2 separate regions of the Homo sapiens genome follow, and region 2 is linked to region 1. The links are chromatin contacts, found by Hi-C or POLR2A ChIA-PET in ENCODE. All regions are on one chromosome and are shown on one strand. Each heading gives the region's core, a stretch centred on a gene start or an enhancer-like site at or near the end of the contact. The rest is flanking DNA. Distances are from core to core; before and after follow the strand shown.

What was found. Hi-C counts contacts between places; a loop is a spot of excess contacts on that map. ChIA-PET counts read pairs that join two places held with the same protein, here RNA polymerase II (POLR2A). Pooled maps may share reads with other maps.
Region 2: a loop to region 1 is called in a pooled map, with 2.5 times the contacts of the local background. The contact joins the enhancer-like site here to the promoter of MAN2A2 in region 1. A Hi-C loop is called at or near these places in 2 of 50 pooled maps. POLR2A ChIA-PET finds 5 or more read pairs at or near these places in 2 of 52 experiments (K562 and activated B cell).

What each region holds. Positions count from the first base shown.
Region 1 is chr15:90,898,883-90,906,067 of GRCh38, forward strand. MAN2A2 (mannosidase alpha class 2A member 2) reads left to right here and starts at 4,420. Exons shown (of 23, transcript NM_006122.4): 1 at 4,420-4,550; 2 at 5,308-5,457; 3 at 6,369-6,626; 4 at 6,697-6,841; 5 at 6,963-7,134. The coding sequence starts at 5,326. RefSeq lists enhancers at 3,461-3,510, 5,351-5,410 and silencers at 3,681-3,950, 3,971-4,400.
Region 2 is chr15:90,144,041-90,150,981 of GRCh38, forward strand. No RefSeq gene overlaps it. Among named protein-coding and RNA genes, the nearest start is that of IDH2, 45 kb to the left of the region's middle. RefSeq lists enhancers at 1-35, 5,149-5,358. Within about 2 kb of position 5,176, at least 5 of the 41 ENCODE cell types and tissues checked have a DNase peak (open chromatin) inside an H3K27ac peak, as active enhancers do.

The DNA.
Region 1 (7,185 bases), core at 3,170-5,669:
CCAGAACAACTGGAAAATGACCCAAACGTATATACAGCAATAAAAACAAACAAACAAAACACCACTAATATATGCACCGACATTGATGAATGTCAAAGACGTGGTTGGGCACAGTGGCTCATGCCTGTAACCCCAGCACTTTGGGAGGCCAAGGTGGGCAAATCACTTGATGCCAAGAGTTGACCAGCCTGGCCAACATGGTGAAACCCCGTCTCTACTAAAAATACAAAAATTAGATGGGTGTGGTGGCACATGCCTGTAGTCCCAGCTACTCAGGAGGCCAAGGCATGAGAATCACTTGAACCCAGGAGGCGGAGGTTGCAGTAAACTGAGATCGCACCACTGCACTCCAGCTTGGGTGACAGCAAGACTGTCTCAAAAAAAAAAAAAAAAAGTCATACTGAGTAAAGAAGCCAGACATGAAAAGAGTTCATACTTATGATTCTATTTTATGAAGTTCAAGAACAGGCAAAACTAAGTTACAGAGAAGTCAAAGCAGTGCTTATGTCTGGAGGGTCCTGATGGAAAGGCGTGTGAAGATGGAGGGGAAAAGGTTCACCATGGTGCCCTTACAACCATGTGTGTCTCTACATGGGCCACATAGGCAAGGCTGGACCACAGTCTGACAGCCACTATGGTGTGCTTAGGGACTGCTTGGCCACTTAACACGGGAACATTTTGGGTAGATGGGAATGTCCTGCATTTTGATCTGGGTGGTGATTATGCTTGTGTATGTATTTATCAAAACCCATCAAGCTGTACACTTAAGATTTGTGCCACACAGTGTAAACTGTACCTAAATTTTTAAAAAAGAACCACCAGACAACAAACAAGAATTCTTGAAAATTGAGATTATCAGGCTGGGCGCGGTGGCTCATGCCTGTAATCCCAGCACTTTGGGAGGCTGAGGTGGGCAGATCACCTGAGGTTGGGAGTTCGAGACGAGTCCAACCAACATGGAGAAACCCTATCCCTACTAAAAATACCAAATTAGCCAGGCGTGGTGGCAGATGCCTGTAATCCCAGCTACTCAGGAGGCTGAGGCAAGAGAATCACTCGAATCCAGAGGCAGAGGTTGTGGTGAGTGGAGATCACGCCATTGCACTCCAGCCTGGGCAACAAGAGCAGAACTCCCTCTCAAAACGAAGGAAAAAAGAAGATTATCACCAAAATGAGGCTGAGCACGGTGGCTCACGCCTGTAATCCCAACACTTTGGGAGGCCGAGGTGGGCAAATCACCTGAGGTCAGGAGTTCAAGACCAGCCTGGCCAACATGGTGAAACCCCATCTCTACTAAAAATACAAAAATTAGCTGGGCATGGTGGTGCGCGCTTCTAATCCCAGCTACTCGGGAGGCTGAAGCACAAGAATCACTTGAACCTGGGAAGCAGAGGTTGCAGTGAGCTGAGATCACGCCACCACTCTTCAGCCTGAGCGACAGAGTGAGACTTTGTCTCAAAAAAAAAAAAAAAAAAAAAAAAATTACCAAAATGGAAAATTCAATAGAAGGGCTGGAAAATAAATCTCCCAGAACACAAGGCAAAATATGAAAAGACAAAGAGGATGATGAGCCCAGTCTAGGTCTAACACCCTAATAACAGGCATTCCAGTGAGTAAACAAACCTGGAAAGCTGTTCCTGATGGTGATAAAAGAAGTGGCAGTCGAGTGCAGTGGCTTATCCCTGTAATCACAGCACTTTGGGAAGCTGAGGCAGGAGGATCAAGGCCAGGAGTTCGAGGCTGCAGTGAACCATGATCACACCACTGCACTCCAGCCTGGGTGACAGACAAGAGCTTGTCAAAAACAATAAAAAAATAAAAAGAGCTGGGCACTATGGCTCATATCTGTAATCCTGGAACTTTGGAAGGCCAAAGTGGGGGGATCGCTTGAGCCCAGGAGTTGGAGAACAGCCTGGGCAACACAGTGAGACCCTCCCACCCACCACAAAAAATAAAAAAATTAGGGCCGGGCACAGTGACTCACGCCTGTAATCCCAGCACTTTGGGAGGCTGAGGCAGGTGGATCACCTGAGGTCAGGAGTTCGAGACCAGCCTGGACAACATGGTAAAACCCCATCTCTACTAAAAACACAAAATTAGCCAGGTATGGTGGCACGTGCCTGTAGTCCCAGCTATTTGGGAGGCTGAGGCAGGAGAATCGCTTGAACCTGGGAGGCGGAGGTTGCAGTGAGCCAAGATCGCGCCATTGCACTCCAGCCTGGGCAACAAGAACGAAACTCCGTCTCAAAAAATAAAAATAAAAAAATTAAAAAATAAAAAAATTAGCTGGGTGTAGTGGCACATACCTGTAAGGCTCAGCTACTCAGGAGGCTGAAGTGGGAGGATGGCTTGAGTCTGGAAGGTCAAAGATGCAGTGAGCTGAGATGGTGCCACTGCACTCCAGCCTGGGAAACAGTGAGATATTGTCTCAAAAAAAAGAAATGGTCGTTAAATAAGAGATAGCATTGATCATTCTCAGCAAACTAACACAGGAACAGAAAACCAAACACCGCATGTTCTCACTAATAAGTGGGAGTTAACAATGAAAACACATGGACACAGAGAGGGGAACATCACACACCGGGGCCTGTCGGGGGTTGGGGGCAAGGTGAGGGAGAGCACCTAATGTATGTGGGGCTTAAAACCTAGATGATGGGTTGATGGGTGCAGCAAACCACCATGGCACATGTATACCTATGTAACAAATCTGCATGTTCTGCACATGTATCCCAGAACTTAAAGGAAAATTTTTAAAAATGAGATGGCATTATATATCTCATTAATCAGCTAAAACATTGTTTAAGCAATATCCAGCAGTTTGTTATTGATGGTGTAAACTGGTACAGTCTTTTGGGGGAGCGATAGTGTCATCAGTCATCTCTGTCCTTATCTTTTGCCCGGGTAACTTCACTGTTGCAAATTCATCATAAAATAACGTCTTAATCTGTTCGGGCTGTTAGGACAAAATACCATAAAGTAGGTAGTTTATCAACAACAGAAATGTATTTTCTCACAGTTCTGGAGGCTGGAAAGTCCATGATAAGGCATAAGCGGATTCAGTGTCGGGTGAGGGCCTGCCTGTGGTGCACAGATAGTGCCTTCTAGCTGTGTTCTCACGTGGTTGAAGGGGCCGACTCTCGGGGTCATTTGATACCGGCACTAATCCCATTCATGAGAGCTCTCCCTTCAAACTCTGTTCACCCCCAAAGGCCCATCTCCTAATACCATCATCACCTTGAGGGATTAGGATTTGAACATGAATTTGGGGGGTCACATTCAGATAATGTTATATATAACTTAAAAAGAACAAAAATGTGGAATTCATGGAGATGTTCATTGCAGTATGGATTACACTGAAAAACTGTAAACAACCTAGATGCCCAGTAAAAGGGAAACAGCCAAGAAAAGTCTGTGTCTTGTTCACTCGCTGGCAGGAAACATAGAGCAGGCACGGAAAGGAAAGGGACTCGAGGAATGCGCTGTACCGACAGGAGGCAGCACCCCTTTGCCCGAGGGGCGCAACGACAGAGACCTAAGGCTACCTGGGCCGGAGCCGGGTGAGGCCGCGGAGAACGCACCCCGCTACGCGTCTGCCGAGACGGAGGCGGGCGTTTCGACCACTGCCCGATCATGCGCTTACTCAAGTAGGATTCCGAAAAAATTCAGTCGCGCGTCCCTCCTGAGGTTCCGCAGCTGGCCAGGCCCGGCCCGGGCTGGTGCGGCTGCGCACTGCAGCCCAGCGGAGCGGGCCCGGGAGGAGCCGGGCGGGGACCGCGGCGGCCAGAGCTCCTGTCAGCTCCGCCGGGCACACGCAGGCCGGGGCGGGCGGCGCGGCTGTCCCCGCCCCGCACGCTGCTGGGCCCGGCAGCTTCAGAGGCTGGCGGACCCGCGCGGGGCCGGCGCAGCGGAGCGCGCCGGCGGCCCGGGGCCCAGCGGGAGCGCGGCAGCGGCGCGCGGAGCAGGGGGCTACGGGTGGGCGGGCGCCCGCCTTCGCCTGCGTCGCTGCCTGCACGCGGGCCGCCGTCCCCGGGCGTGTGAGAGCCGGCAGCTCGGCCGACTGGGCCCGGAGCGGCGCGGAGGCCGGGCGCTGACGGTAACGGGCCGGGTGCGCGCGCGGGAGGGCTCCGGCTGCCCCGACAGAGGCCGGGCTCGGGCGGCGGGAGTGCGAGCGCCACTGCGGCGTCAGAGGGGCCAGGAAGGGACAGGAGGCTGCCTGAGGCCCGTACCTGGCGCCTGTCTCTGCGGTCCCCGGGGCCGACGAAGTCGGAGCGGGTGGGGAGGGAGCCGGGCGGGCGGCCAGAGACCTGGCGGCAGGTGCCTGCCCTCTGTGATCCAACTCTCTCCCCAGCTCCACCCACATTGGCCTAGACCCAGTCTCTAAGGGCTGAAAATATTGCCCGGAAGCTCCCGAGCAGAATCAGATCGCGCTAAGTAGGGCACAACGCAGAGGCGACAAAGCTCCTCGGCCCCAGGGCCCGCGGAGCAGACTCCGGAGCGCGGTCCCGCCCACGCTCGGCTCCGCAGTTAGCGTCCTCCTTCCTCCTGAGCAGGCAAGCGGAGCCCGAGGGCGGTGGCGGCGGGGGGCACGGGTCCCCTGAAGTTGCCTCGCAGCTGAGCACTGGGCCCCGTCTCTCCCTTCCCAGGGGGCCTTCGGCGTCACTGCAGGCTTCCTAGGGGTCCCCTAAGTGCTCTGCAAACCGCGGCTGGAAGTTTCCCACTGCAGTGAACAGTAGAGAAACAGGGAGAACACACAGGGCTTGCTTTATGCTAGAAACACAAGCATCTTTCTTCTTTATTAGAAAGAAACTCATTCTGTGTTTCTGAGAAAGGATCGTGCCAGGCACTGTTTCTGGTGAGTGCCAGTTTGACCCGAAAGGGCACTGAGAAAGGCTTTCCTATCAGTCTCTTTGGGTTCTGGCTAAACTTTTAAATCAAACAAAATAGAGACTAGCTTATTCACCTGAAACTAGAAGCACATGGCCGAGGAGCCTGAACAGGCACCTCCTATCTAGGCAGGGAAGCTGTGTAATCAGGAGCTTGTGTGGTGCGCTCCAGTCGGAGCTGGGACTCTTATCCTGGGCCCGTTTTTCATAGCACCAGCCAAAGGAGAGCGTCCTCTCCACCCTAGCGGCAGAGCTGCTACCAGGACCAGGTGGGCCAGCCTCAGATGTGCTGCTTGTGCTACTTGGAGCCAGGCAAATGGGTGTTCCTTTGGAACAGCCCTCAGGAACTCACTGGGGTATTTGGTGGAAAGACTGCCACGGGCATTTTGCATGTTGGAGCTACAGATGGTGTCCTTCCTGCCAGGTGTGTGTGGAGGCCAGTATGAAGCTGAAAAAGCAGGTGACAGTGTGTGGGGCTGCCATCTTCTGTGTGGCAGTCTTCTCGCTCTACCTCATGCTGGACCGAGTGCAACACGATCCCACCCGACACCAGAATGGTGGGAACTTCCCCCGGGTGAGTCGTGCCTGGTTGCTAATTTCTTTGTATACAAGTCACCTGGGCTCAGGGTATGCACCTCCCACCCCGCCGCCTCCCCTCCCACCCCCCGCTGGAGGGTAATGTCAGTACAGGACAGGAGCCTTCCTTCCCAATAGTCAGGTTTTGTAGAAACCCTCAGCTAAAAACAGTGATGGCGAAAAGAAGGAAGGAAGAAAAAATGTCAATGGCAATGAGTATTGTCACTCTGTTCTCCTGAATTCTTTTCTTTCTTTTTTTTTTTTTTGAGACAGAGTCTCGCTCTGTCGCCCAGCCTTGAGTGCAGTGGCGCGATCTTGGCTCACTGCAACCTCCGCCTCCCAGGTTCAAGCAATTCTCCTGCCTCAGCCTCCCAAGTAGCTGGGACTACAGGAGCCTGCCACCATGCCCGACTAATTTTTGTATTTTTAGTAGAGACGAGACGAGGTATCGCCATGTTGGCCAGGCTGGTCTTGAACTCCTGACCTCAGGTGATCCACCCACCTTGGCCTCCCAAAGTGCTGGGATTACAGGTGTGGGCCACCGCGCCCAGCCCCTCCTGAATTCTTGGCAGACATTGCTAATTGATTGCAGCATTCTTTGCCATTAAGCCCCGCTGAAATCCTCAGCACAGGCAACACCGATTGTTGAGAATAGGTAGGTGAAAGGAAATCTTTGCCATCCCTGAGCTAGAGAGTGATGGTTCTCCCAACCCAAGTGGAGTGTAGTCCTCAGTGGTGATCTGCACAGCTCCCTTTATCTGAACGGTGTCATCTATCCCTCTAGGCTCATGGTCTGGCTTTGACTGATGAGGGAAGAATTGTACTCAGGCCTCAGCTGGTAGACCCCAAGCAGAGACCCTCCCTGTGGCATAAGGAGCTGTGTGTGATTGCTTTCTGGTTTTTTGGCAGAGCCAAATTTCTGTGCTGCAGAACCGCATTGAGCAGCTGGAGCAGCTTTTGGAGGAGAACCATGAGATTATCAGCCATATCAAGGACTCCGTGCTGGAGCTGACAGCCAACGCAGAGGGCCCGCCCGCCATGCTGCCCTACTACACGGTCAATGGCTCCTGGGTGGTGCCACCGGAGCCCCGGCCCAGCTTCTTCTCCATCTCCCCGCAGGACTGCCAGTTTGCTTTGGGGGGCCGGGGTCAGAAGCCAGAGCTGCAGGTAAGAGTCAGAGCTGGCAGGGACGTACAGTGGCCACGACTGGGGTACTGAGCTGCAGTTCACCTGGCAGATGCTCACTGTGTCGGAGGAGCTGCCGTTTGACAACGTGGATGGTGGTGTGTGGAGGCAAGGCTTCGACATCTCCTACGACCCGCACGACTGGGATGCTGAAGACCTGCAGGTGTTTGTGGTGCCCCACTCTCACAATGACCCAGGTGAGGGCCCTGCAGACTCCTGGGAGCTGGAGTGTGGAGTGGGATTTCTGATGGCCAATACAAGGGAGGGACGTCGAAGAAGATGGTGGCATCCTCAGGGGACCCTACATTGGCTCCCTAGGCTGGATCAAGACCTTTGACAAGTACTACACAGAGCAGACCCAACACATCCTCAATAGCATGGTGTCTAAGCTGCAGGAGGACCCCCGGCGGCGCTTCCTCTGGGCAGAGGTCTCCTTCTTCGCCAAGTGGTGGGACAACATCAATGTCCAAAAGAGAGCGGCAGTCCGAAGGCCAGTACCAGGCGGGGAGGCATGGGAGGGCATTGTCTGAGCCCCAGGCTG
Region 2 (6,941 bases), core at 3,926-6,425, 750 kb before region 1:
TGAACTTTTGACCTCGTGATCCACCCACCTTGGCCTCCCAAAGTGCTGGGATTACAGGCGTGAGCCACAACGCCCGGCTTTTTCGTATTTTTAATGGAGATGCGGTTTCACCATGTTGGCCAGGCTGGTCTCAAACTCCTGACCTCAGGTGACCCACCCGCCTCAGCCTCCCAAAGTGAAAGTGCTGGGATTACAGGTGTGAGCCACCGTGCCCGGCCTTTCTATGCTTTCTTGTCACATGAGCTACAGCTTTTACTGAAGGCTTGGGCAATAGAGGGGTGTACTGGGGTGTACTTAGTAGGAAAACAAACCATTTCAAAAAGAATAGTACAGATCCTGTTCTTAAAAGTCCTTTGAGGTCTGGCATGGTGGCTCATGCCTGTAATCCCAACACTTTGGGAGGCCAAGACAGGCAGATCACAAGGACAAGAGTTCGAGACCAGCCTGGCCAACATGGTGAAACCCCGTCTTTACTAAAAATTAAAGAATTAGCCGGGGGTGGTGGCATGCGCCCGTAGTCCCAGCTACTCAGGAGGCTGAGGCAGGAGAATTGCTTGAACCTGGGAGGCAGAAGCTGTAGTGAGCTGAGATCGCACCACTGTACTCCAGCCTGGGCCACAGAGCAAGACTCCATCACCAAAAAAAAAAAAAGAAAAGAAAAAAAAAAAGTCCTTCGAGGCTGGGTGCAGTGGCTCACTCCTGTGATCCCAACACTTTGGGAGGCTGAGGCGGGCGGATCACCTGAGGTTGGGAGTTCAAGACCAACATGACCAACATCGAGAAACTCCATCTTACTAAAAATACAAAATTAGCTGGGTGTGGCAGCACATGCCCGTAATCCGAGCTACTCGGGAGGCTGAGGTAGGAGAATCACTTGAACCCAGAGGCGGAGGTTGCAGTGAGCTGAGATCACGCCATTGCACTCCAGCCTGGGCAACAAGAGTCTCAAAAAAAAAAAAAAAGCCCTTTGGTCTCCCCGCCACTGTGAAATTCTCAGTGGACACATACCTCCCAGGCTCTGCCCTTGCCATTTTGTTTTCTCCCTCCCTCCTCCCTCCTTCACCCTTCATTTCTATGACCATCTTTCCATTTCTTCTTCTCTTTTGGGGTCCCTCGCCCCCAAGTTCCGGTTAACGTTCTCTGTAAAGCCGTTTGATTCCTCCTGTGTTTAAACATCTTCCTTCAACTATGTCCTTAGCACCTCCCCTTCCTCAACAAAAGTGGCTATCAAGATATTTTCCTAAACAAAAACCGGTCTCACCCTGCTAAATGCATTGGAAACTTACCACCTGGTGTATATATTGGCCTCCTGAGCAATTGATTAGTCTGAGTCCACAGCTGGGACCTGGCTCTCCTCTCCACCAGCTGCCAGGCGGAGGGCAGACCCAGGGCCCCAGGGGTGAATTTGTCAGGGCAAAGGCCTCTGTGGGCAGCCTCTTGGCAGCCTGCCAGTAGCCCCTTCTGGCAGCGTCCCACCTCTCCCGGCATCACAGATCAAGCCTCAGAAGAGCAGGGCCTAAGGAGAAAACCCGAGAGTGACGATGGCAAAGAGTGATCACAACACCCCAGGTGGGTGGACTCCGGGGGAACGCAGAGGTACTCGGGCCCAGAGCTGGTGGGAGAGGGGAGGTGATGGGAAACTGGACACCCAGAAAGTCCCACCAGCATGGAAATCCACTGGGGGGCTCAGCACCCCTGGAGAGGCACTGGGAGTTGGGAGGATCAAAGGAAAGACAGGGCTCTCACTGCCGGTGAATAGGACAAGCTGGGAAGGAAACAGACAATGCTTTCCAGGTTGGATTGCCAAGGCAGAGAGGCAAGAGAGGGGATGGAGAGAAGTCTTCAAAACTGCCATTCAAGGCCAGGCACAGTGGCTCTCCACCTGTAATCCCAACACTTTGGGAAGTTGAGGCAGGAGGATCGCTTGAGCCTAGGAGTTTGCGACCAGCCTGGGCAACATAGCAAGACCCCGTCTCTAAAAAAGTAGAAAACTTAGCAGGACATGGTGGTGTATGCCTATAGTCAGAGCTATTCAGAAGGCTGAGGTGAGAGGACTGTGTGAGCCCAGAACATCTAGGCTGCAGTGAGCTGACATCACACCACTACACTCATTCAGCCTGGACGACAAAGTGAGACCCTGTCACAAAAAAAGAAAAAAAAAAAAAACAGGCCAGGCATGGTTGCTCATGCTCATAATCCTAGCACTTTGGGAGTTTAAGGCAGGCAGATTGCCTGAGTTCAGTAGTTTGAGACCAGCCTGGCCAACATGGTGAAACCCGGTCTCTACTAAAAATACAAAAATTAGCCAGGCATGGTGGGGAGCACCTGTAATCCCAGCTACTCAGGAGGCTGAGGCATGAGAATCACTTGAACCTGGGAGGCGGAGGTTGCAGTGAGCTGAGATCGCACCACCGCACTCCAGCCTGGGTGAAAGAACTAGACTCCATTTCAAAACAAAACAAAAACCAAAAAACTGCTCTTCAATAAGCCCTTACCACGTGTCAGGCACTGAACACTGACAGCAGCTAACAATTACACTGACTTACTCCACACCAGGCTTGTTCTAAGCAGCTGCTGTCCAATAAACACATAATGCAAGCCACATAGGTAGTTTTGTTGTTGTTGTTAATGTTTGTTTTTGGGTTTTTTTTGAGATGGAGTTTCACTCTTGTTGCCCAGGCTGGAGTGCAATAGTGTGATCTTGGCTCACCGCAACCTCCGCCTCCCGGGTTCAAGTGACTCTCCTGCCTCAGCCTCCCGAGTAGCTGGGATTACAGGCATGTGCCACCATGCCCGGCTAATTTTGTATTTTTAGTGGAGATGGGGTTTCTCCATGTTGGTCAGGCTGGTCTCAAACTCCAGACCTCAGGTGATCCGCCCGCCTCGGCCTCCCAAAGTGCTAGGATTACAGGCGTGAGCCACTGCGCCTGGCCTAGTAGTTGTTTTTTAATTTATTAATTTACTTTTCACCATGGCAGAAAAGAGCGTAGTTTTAAAAACTCTAGTAGCTGCATTTTTAAAAGTAAAAACAAAAAACCCACTGGTGAAATTAATTGTAATAATATATTCTATTTAGACTGAGTGTGGTGGCTCACTCCTGTCCTCCCAGCAGTTTGGGAGGCTGAGGCAGGCAGATCACTTGAGGTCAGAAGTTCAAGACCAGCCTGGCCAATATGGGGAAAGCCCGTCTCTACCAAAAATACAAAAATTAGCCAGGCGTGATGGCATACGCCTGTAATCCCAGCTACTCAGGAGGCTGAGGCAGAAGAACCGGTTGAAGCCTGGAGGTGGAGGTTGCAGTGAGCCGAGATGGTGCCACTACACTCCAGCCTGGAGGTGGAGGTTGCAGTGAGCCGAGATGGTGCCACTACACTCCAGCCTGGGCAACAGAGTGAGACTCCATCTCAAAAACAAACAAACAAATAATATATTCTATGTATTACAATATATTCTATGTAACCCAATATAATCAATAATTAGGGAGTTATTTTACTTTTTTTTGAGACAGGGTCTCACTCTGTTGCCTAGACTGGAGTGTGGCACGATCACAACTCACTACATCCTTGACCTCCCCTAGGCTCAGGTGATCCTTCCACCTCAGCCTCCCGAGTAGTTGGGACTATAGGCGCGTACCACCAGGCCCTGATAATGTTTTGTATTTTTTGTAAAGATGGGGTTTCACGATGTTGCCCAGGCTGGTCTCAAACTCCTGGACTCAAACAATCCACCCACCTCAGCCTCCCAAAGTGCTGGGATTACAGGTATGAGCTATTGCACCTGGCCTTTTTTGTATGAAGTCTTCAAAATCCGATGTGAATTTATGCATACATCACATTTCAGGGTTTTTTTGTTTGTTTTGTTTTTTTGAGACAGGGTCTCACTCTGTCACCCTGGCTGGAGTGCAGTGGCACAATCATGGCTCACTGCAGCTTTGACCTTCTAAACTCAAGCAGTCCTCCTTCCTCAGCCTCCCGAGTAGCTGAGACTACAGGCACATGCCACCACACCAGGCTAATTTTTAAATTTTTTTTTTTTTTTTTGTAGAGACAGGGTCTCACCATGTTGTCCAGGCTGGTCACAAACTCCTGGGCTCAAGCGATCCTCCCGCCTCAGCTTCTCAAACTGTTGGGATTACAGGTGTGAGCCACTGTGCCTGGCCTCCCGACTCAGCCTCCCAAAGTGTTGGGATTACAGGCGCGAGCACCACGCAGGGTACATCTCAGTTTAGACAAACCACGTTTTCTTTTTGTTTTACTTTTTCTTTTTTTTTTTTGAGATGGAGTCTCGCATTGTTACGATCTCAGCTCACTGCAACCTCCGCCTCCCAGGTTCAAGCAATTCTCCTTGCCTCAGCCTCCCAAGTAGCTGGGATAGACAAGCCACATTTCAAGTGCTCAGTAGGTACTGTGGCTGATGGCTACACTATTAGATGCAGCTGTCTAAGTGCTTTAGCTGTGTTAGTCCTCACAACTGTGCTTTTGTTATCCTCATTTTACAGATGAGAAAATTTACACAGAAAGTGCTTCAGCACTTTGCCCATTGCTACCCAGAAAGAAAAGGGCTGAGCTGGAATCTGAGCCACCAAGGTCAGCCAACTGAGGGTCCACAGTCTGGTGTCCTAACAACTGTGCTATGCTGTCAGCTTCACAAATCTCATCTCCCATAGGAGGTCATCAAAAAGCTGCTTGCAGCTGGGTGCAGTGGCTCACACCTGTAATCCCGGCACTTTGGGAGGCCGAGGCAGGCAGACCACTTGAGGTCAGGAGTTCAAGACCAGCCTGGCCAACATGGTGAAACCCCATCTCTACTAAAAATACAAAAATTAGCCAGGTGTGGTGGTGCGTGCCTGTAGTCTCAGCTACTTGGGAGGCTGAAGCAGGAGAATCTGCTTGAACCCTGGAGGCGGAGGTTGCAGCAAGCCAAGATTGCGCCACTGCACTCCAGCCTGGGTGACAGAGCAAGACTCTATCTCAAAAAGAAAGAAAGAAAGAAAGAGAGAGAGAGGAAGGAAGGAAGGAAGGAGGGAAGAAAGAAAGAAAGAAAACAATAATCCAATATATAGGCAAGAGCCCTTACTTCTCTACTACTTACAGTCTAGTGTTCAGAGAATGTAGGAGTGAGCCCAGAGAGCTTCCCAAGCCTACCATGTCGTCACTGCCTACAAGAGTCCCTGAAGATGGCCACACAAAACCCTGGGGCTTACTCATACATGTTCACAGTTTCATTTTCTTATCATATTGGTCAGTTTCATCTACACTGGAACGTGGTTCCACCTATCTTTCTGTTCTCTGATAAGCTTCAGCTCAAGGGGAAACATTTCTGGGGCCACAGGTTCTGTTGCCTGCCTCTGCAAAGAGCACATTACGCAAAGCAGATGTTCTGTGCCCAATTCAGTCTCTGCTATCAGAAAAGCTGTGTTCAGAGCCACATGGAGCCTGCAGCCTCCTGCTTTGCGGGAATGTTTGTGTAAAGGTTCCTGGCTTTCTCTTTGTTTACATCTGACTGTTTACCTTTCAGTCCCATCTCGTCTTCTGCTCAGTGAACAGTTTTTGCACTGGCAGGAGCCAGGTCGAACAGTTCCATAAACTGCTTTTTTATGGTTCTCAGTAGAGCAGAGGTTTGAAATTAGAGAACCTGAATGTTGGCTCAAGGAGGACACAAACTCCCTGAATTAGTGTCCAAATCTATGTGTGTGTGTGTGTGTGTGTGTGTGTGTTTGTGTCTTTCTAGGGGGTGGTTCCTTATTCTCATTGGATTTCCAAAGGGGTCTGGAACCCACAACAGGGTCAGAACACCTGGGTATATGGTGGGCCCCAAGGGGCCACCAAATGGAACGTTCTGCCGTCTGCTCTTTGGAATATTCTTCTGGCCAAGAGCCACCACTTCCCTGACTCCGGCCTTTCTCTTCCCCACTGTCACCAACAGGGGATATAGGCTTTCTATTGGGCACCACTCCTCACTGAGAACTGCTCTCAGGGCTTTCTGAGCCTGTTGGTGTGACTGCGGTGGTGGCAGCTTGCAGGAGAGACACCTCACTCTTTGCTTTGTGGGATCCTCTGCTTGGTCCCTGACTCACAGACTGAAGCTCAAATTCTAGCCACGCACCAAAAAGTGACCGACAGCCGGGCGCGGTGGCTCGTGCCTATAATCCCAGCACTTTGGGAGGCCGAGGCGGGCGTTTCACCATGTTGGCCAGGCTGGTCCCAAACTCCTGACCATTGCATTTGTTTGCAATGTAATTTGCAAACAAATTTGGTAGGCTGCCATAACAAAAGTTCCACAGACTGGGTGGCTTAAACCGTAGACATTTAGCTTCTTACAATTCTAGAGTCCAGAAGTTCACAATCAAGGTGTCTGCAGAGCTGATTTATTCTGAGGTGTCTCTCTTTGGCTTGCAGATGGCCATTTTCTCCTTGTGTCCTCACATTTTTCCCTCTTGCATGTCTGTGTCCTAATCTTCTCTTCCCTTTTATTTTTTTGAGGCAGAGTTTTGCTCTTGTTGCCCAGGCTGGAGTGTAATGGCGTGATCTCGGCGCACTGCAACCTCTGCCTCCCGGGTTCAAGCGATTCTCCTCCCTTAGTCTCCCAAGTAGCTGGGATTACAGGCATGCACCACTACACCCGGCTAATTTTGAATTTTTAATAGAGACGGGGTTTCACCAGGTGGTCAGTCTGGTCTCAACTCCTGATCTCAAGTGATCCGCCCGCCTCAGCCTCCCAAAGTCCTGGGATTACAGGCATGAGCCACCGTGCCTGGCCCTGCCTAATCTTCTCTTCTTATAAGGACAGCCATCCTACTGGATTAGGGCCCACCCTAAGGACCTCATTTTAACTTAATTACCTCTTTAAAGACTTTACCTACAAATACATATGAAGCTAGAACTTCTTGGTGAACATAATTCAGTCCATACCACTATCTTACACTTCTGTGATTACAAAAG